Linked DNA regions of Mus musculus: region 2 is linked to region 1. The links are chromatin loops, found by intact Hi-C in ENCODE. Cell type or tissue: gastrocnemius. All regions are shown on one strand. Links, peaks and the distances in the headings refer to the core of each region. The heading gives the core; the rest is flanking DNA.

Evidence for each region. A loop is a pair of places that touch in the nucleus more often than their neighbours do. Peaks named below come from ENCODE experiments on the same cell type or tissue, not always from the same donor. Only the 100,000 strongest peaks of a DNase experiment are listed, where the experiment ranks them.
Region 2: a loop joins it to region 1, with 2.1 times the contacts of the local background. A loop is called at or near these places in 7 of 42 quality-filtered maps.

The regions. Positions count from the first base shown.
Region 1 is chr11:77,511,642-77,514,547 of GRCm38, reverse strand. It overlaps Trp53i13 (transformation related protein 53 inducible protein 13), which reads left to right and starts at 1,275. Exons shown (of 7, transcript NM_001024920.1): 1 at 1,275-1,388; 2 at 1,583-1,651; 3 at 1,854-1,895. The coding sequence starts at 1,317. In gastrocnemius, for the core only: no CTCF peak of the experiment used is centred there; a DNase peak (open chromatin) is centred at 1,198; H3K4me3 peaks cover 2,387 bases; H3K27ac peaks cover 1,714 bases.
Region 2 is chr11:77,605,437-77,608,342 of GRCm38, reverse strand. It overlaps Taok1 (TAO kinase 1), which reads left to right and starts at 528. Exons shown (of 21, transcript NM_001364134.1): 1 at 528-1,135. In gastrocnemius, for the core only: no CTCF peak of the experiment used is centred there; DNase peaks (open chromatin) are centred at 421, 1,124 and 1,643; H3K4me3 peaks cover 2,367 bases; H3K27ac peaks cover 2,270 bases.

The sequences.
Region 1 (2,906 bases), core at 226-2,725:
AGGCAGACTGAAGCATCTGACCCTGACCACGAGTTTGAGGGAGGTGGCTGTCGTTTCTCTGGAGGGCATCCGGGCACTAGCCGGTAGACACTTGTGGCCTTCCCAGCCCACCCCCAAGGACGCTTTCCAAGAGTTAGGCGTCTCCACTACTTATCAAGAAGGACTGTAGGAAAGGAAAGAGGCTCGAGTCTGGCCGAATATGTTGAGGGAGAGGATTAAGGGATGCTTAGCCCCGCGGTGGGGCTTTGGTAGAGAGAAGTGTGGTTCTTTAGGTCAGATCAACATCTGGTCATTTCTGCAGGGGTGGGTGAAATAAGTCCGGGCACATGGGAGAGGCCTGAAATAACTATTTTTTGATGTATTTCAAACCTAAAAAGATTTGTTTAGGGGTGTGTGTATGTGTGTGTGTCTAGGTCAGAGGACAATCTGTGGGAATCAGGTCCCTCCTTCAATCACTTAGGTCCACAGATTAAACTCTGGTCGTCAGGCTGGCGGCCAGCACCGTTTCCCACTGAGCCATCTCGCAGGCCTGTTTCAAACTTTTGATTGGGCGTCAATCCTTAGCTGGATTTCCTTTGCAGCGCTCCCTTGCAAGGGAGGCCGAGCTGAGCACTGTAGCTCCTCGGACCAGTGTTTCCTTGGGCAAAGGAGAGCGGGAATCAAGAAAGCTCTGGCTTCTTAAGGCTTCTGGGCCTAAGACCCTCCCAAAACAGCTCGGGGCTCAGTTCTTATTATTAGCGAGAGCAGGACTGGAGCAACGTGAAGGTGAAGCGCTAGAGCCGGGACCTTCTCTCTGGGACAGCTAGGATTTCATAATTCCGTGTTGAGCGGGTTTGCCAAAAGAGCACACAAGTCTCCACCTGGGTCACCCGGTCCTTAAGGATCTCACTTCCTGCCCTTTGCGGGGTTCCAAGATTCTACTCAGGCGATACAGTTGCGCTCTGATGGTCGCACAAACGCTCCGGGACGCATCTCGGCCGAGGGAGGTGGTTCCATGGGCTTGGAGACCAGGAGATCCTTGGCGACTAACTTTTCCGGCTTTGGGTTCAGGACGCGTGCGCCGGCCTGGAGGCGGGCAGGGGCGGGCCTGGCGGTAGGCGGGGCGGGGCGGGGGCGGGCCTGGCGGTAGGCGAGGCGGGGCGGGGCGGGGGCGGGCCTGGCGGTAGGGGGGGCGGGGCACGAGGCCGGGCGAGGAGGGAGCAAGGCAGTGCGCGAGCCGCGGTCTACGTGGGCGCGCGAGCGGCGCGGGGTCGCGGGCGCGCGCGAGCGAGTGGCGCTGCAGCTAGTTGGTTGGCGGGACTGCTGGCCCAGCTGAAATGGTTCATCCTCCTCCACCTCCGCCCCGGTTGCTTCTGGTAGCCCTGGTGGGGCTCCTGAGCCTTCGCGAGGTAAGGCGACCGGCTCCGGGTAAGGTCTTGGCCGGGGGAATCTCAAAGCGCTTTGCTTCAACTTTGTCCTGGAAAGAGTGGCGCGCGCGAGGGGATTCGGAGGCCCCTCCATCCGTCCGCGCCTCTACTCCTAGAACCGAAAGGGCGGGGCCCTCGCAGAGGCCAACGCCCAGCTCTTCGCCTTGGACCCACAGGTGGTGGCTGAGCCGGCGGAGGAGGCAGGAACCCCTTGTCCTGAAGGCCTGTGGCCTGTGCCTCCACAGGTAGGAACCCTGTAGGGCCGAGGACGAGAAGGGTTTGAACGGCCTCGCTGCACCCTCGGTGGTCGCCCGATTGGGACATCTGTGGTTTCTCCTGCCCTCAGTCTCCAGCGTCTTCATCTCAGCCCAGGGCTTGGGGCTGGTTGTCCCCTTCTTCACACCCAACACGAAGTCCCCAGCTGCTCTCTTCTTTTCTCATGTGTAGGTGTTACCAAGAGTGACTTACACACAGGTGAGCCAAGGACAGGTAAGTACAACCAGTAGCCCATCTTGGGAGCCTTCCCTGGAGGCAGACTGTGCCTCGCAGGTTACCTCTATCTATCTTGGCTCTCAGTCCATTCCTTACCACTTTGTGTAGAAAGAGGTGAGGCTTCCACTTGCCAGTCCCAGGGCAGATGGGTAGTGTGGGGTCAGGGGTTCTGTTGAGTAGCTAGATGCATGGCAAGTAACTCCAAGTTACTCTGAAGGTAGCAAAAACAACCTATATCCCAATGCTGGTGTGATTTGGATTCTCTTGTCTTTCTTGGCTCTGATTTTCTTCTGCAAGAGATGGCATTCTGTCCCTTCAGCTTTGAGAAGTGAGTGAATAGTGCTTGGATTGCAAAACACTATATCATGTTAGCAATGTGTGCTTTAATGTGTTGTAAACAGTTCAATTTTTAATGAATGCTCTTTTTAAAAATTGTTTATATTTATTTTATGGGTATGAATTTTGCCTGTGGGGTATTTTTTGTTGTTGTTGTTTTTAACTTTGGTTAGTTTTGGTTTTTTGATTTTTTTTTTTAAGATAGCACTTCTTCATGTAGCATTGACTGTCTTGGAACTCACTCTACATACACTACAGTAGACCTGGCTGGCCTTGAACTCACAGACATCCACTTGCCTTTGCCTCCAGAGTACTGGGATTAAAACCCTGTGCCACTGCCTGAGGCCTGTGTGTTTGTATATTCAGAAGAGATGGATCTGGAGATATAGGTTGTGAGCTGTCATTTGAGTACTGGGAACTGAGCCTCTGGAAGAGGAGCAAAAGCTCTTAACCACTGAGCTGTGTCTCCAGCCCTCCACCTCTCTCTGACACAGGGTCTCATGTAGCCCAAACTGGTTTCAACCTTCTTCTATAGCCAAGAATGGTCTTATTTATTTTATTTTATTTTTACTGTGTTCCTTTTTTTTTTTTTAAGATTTATTTATCATTATATGTAAGTACACTGTAGTGTATGTAAGACACTCCAGAAGAGGGTGTCAGATCTCATTACCA
Region 2 (2,906 bases), core at 146-2,645, 94 kb before region 1:
ACTAACCATCAGTACCGCACAAACGCAGGTACATAGTGATTATGCTGCGAAGTTTATCCCTGAGTCCCACGAGGAGTCCAACTAAGGTGTGTGTAGGAATGAGATGTTCTCCACTTTGGAGCAAAGTTTCAGTTTGGCAGTATTAGTGGGAGGCTGCTGTTCTGGAGGTGGGAAGAGGGAAGGACTGCGCGGAGCTCTTCTCCCCAGGATTTCCGGGACTGACTAGCACGCACCTGACGCCCGCGTAGCGAAGGCGAGCTGAGGGTGGGACTGGACCAAGCCTAGCACTCCGGGCCACTCGGGCCACTCGGGCCACTCCGCCCAGCTTTAAGTATTCGCGCACTCCCGAGAGGACGCCCGCGCGCCCGCGCCCGCGCGCGCATACTGTCCTGTCTCGCGCAGGGTCGGGCCTGTCAGGCAAGAACTCTCGCGAGATCTGAGGCTGAGATGTCTGTCGGGAGGAGGGGAGTGGTGTCGGGAAGGGGGGGGGGAGAGAACCTGGGCAGCGGCCGAGCTCTGTGGCTTCAGGGCTTGGAAGGAGAGAGGGAGGGTGGCGAAGAGAGTGAGCCGGTGCCGCCGCCCGCTTGAGGAGAGAGGAGGGGTCCCACTCGCCTTGCGCCCTTCGCGGGCTGAGAGCGCGGAGCAGTCGCGAACCTCCCAGGCCTCTCGGCCCCCGGGGACCCCGCCCCGCGGCCCGACGGCCCGCGGCCTCTCTTCTCTTTGTGAGCGCCCCCTTCCCAGGGGTGGTAGTGGTGGCGGAGGGGTGCGCGTGGGCCCGCCCGCCAAGGGGCCGCGGCGGGGGACCGACAGGGCCTCGGCTGGGAGGACCGGAGGCGGCCGAGGCCCCGGTCCGGTTCCCCCGAGGCGGCGGCGGCGGCGACTCCCGGCACTTCCCCCGCGCCATCTTAACTGAGCCGGAGCGTTAAGGGCGCCTCCTCGACCCCGGTCGTCCCCTCGTCCCCCCCTCCCTCCCCCCGGCCCCTTGTCGTAGAGCCTGGGCTGGGTGGCTGGGGGGGGGGCGGCGGTCTGTCGCCGGGCCCCCTCCTCCTCACTCCTCGCTCTCCAGCGCTGCGGCCACCGGAGCGCTCCAGGGGTCTGCGCCCGTCTGCTCTGCCCCAGACCTGCCGGCGAAGGGGTAAGGGCACCTCTGCTTTGGGAAAGGAAGACATGGAGGGGGCGGGGAGATTGTGCCCACTCAGGCCTCTCCGGGTGAAAGAAGAGATCGGGGATAGAGTGGGGGAGGGAGACAGGGAGGGTCTGTGAATCTGTGGGTGGGGTGAAGAAACTGGTGAGCTGGGCGCCCTCCTGTTTTGAGGGGCCAGAGCAATTGCATTCCTTTTTCCTAAGGGTCACCGGAAGAGGTGGTGGAAGGGGATGTTTCTAAGAAGGTGTGGCTCTAGTTAGGGAGATTTGAGTTGACGTGCACCCCGATTTAAAGGCGCGAGGTCCCTTTCTGGTCTCTGCTCCCGCTCCTCCTCCTTTGTAGCGTCTGTATTCTTGGGAATGGAGAATGCTCTGGACAGCCAACTGGATGATTTCCACTCCTCCCCAAGGAAGTCTGTACCTTTCTAATGTAAGGGGTGATGGAAGCATCCCCCCCCCCCATCTTCTAGTCTACTGCAGTGCTGCAGGAGTACAAGTCAGTTTCTTCGTACACATACCCATGCATACACAGAAGTGGGGGTGGGGGGCTGGAGCAATGGCGCTTCCCTTGGAGAGCTTAGTTTTTTTTTCCCTTTGCTTTTTAAATCGATGACAGTACTGTTCGGATATTCCCCTGAGATATGTCCATGGGAAGTATGTCCGCTCTTGTTACTGTTGGGATATGGCCTCGTGTTAGAACAGTTTTGATGTCTCTCTTACTCTGTTTTGAGAGAGGGGAGAATTCCTGGATGAACTGTTAAAGGGTCCCCTTTGGCTTTTGTAGTTCTTTGAGAATTATTAGAAATTATTACATTGAAACTCATATAATCAGACGTTTGCCTCGGGCTGTGACTTTTTAAGGTTAATAATATTTTGCATGACATTGATACAGAAAGTCTCTGAAAATTGTTACAAACTTTCATGTAGCAGATATTCCTTCTTAAGGAAATGTAAGGTGATGCACCCAATTCTGTTATGATCTGTGTTCTGTACTCATTTTTTTCTTTTTTGCTTCATGTCATCCTAATTTTAAAAGAAACCATCTTGTCTTGGCAGTAGTACTTGTTGATTTTTGTGGTTAGTAGAAGCAGAAATAACAGTTTTAGCATTCTGGTAAGTGCCTTTTGAAACAAAAACTTAGCCTTCAAGTCCTGAAGAAGTCTTGATATATACTTTTTACTTTTTCTCTCATCTTTAGCAGACTCTTGAAGTATAATCCTCCCGGATTTATAGGTAGGGACTCTGTATTCATACTGCCTTGAACTTAGCAGTTCTGCCTCTCACCCTCTTTTGTGCTGGAATTACAGGTGAAGTCTCCACACCTGGGTCCATTTTTTTTTAAATTGTTTAGATTTACTAGTGAAGTGTTTTAAAACTGTTCTATATGTGAATATTAGCAGTAATAAAGATTGCTAAACTATGCTAATTATCTTGATATTTTATTAACATCAAATTTTGTGTCTAGCTTTACTTAATATGTTATTTTAAAATTATGAATACAAGTATTAAAGATATAGCAGTACTGCTAGGCATTGACTTAAGTTCTTTCTTTCTCATGTAGCCCAGGCTAGTGTAACTGTTGGTTGCTGAGGATGACTGTAAACTCCTGATAACTCTGTCTCCAACCTCCCAAGTGCTAGAATTACAGGTGTGTGCCTTCATATTCCAGTTTAAACTTTTTTTTTTTTTTTTGAAACAGCATCTCACTATACTGTGTATTCAGTGCTGAGTGAGTTCTCTGGCTGGCCTGCAACTTGGTATGT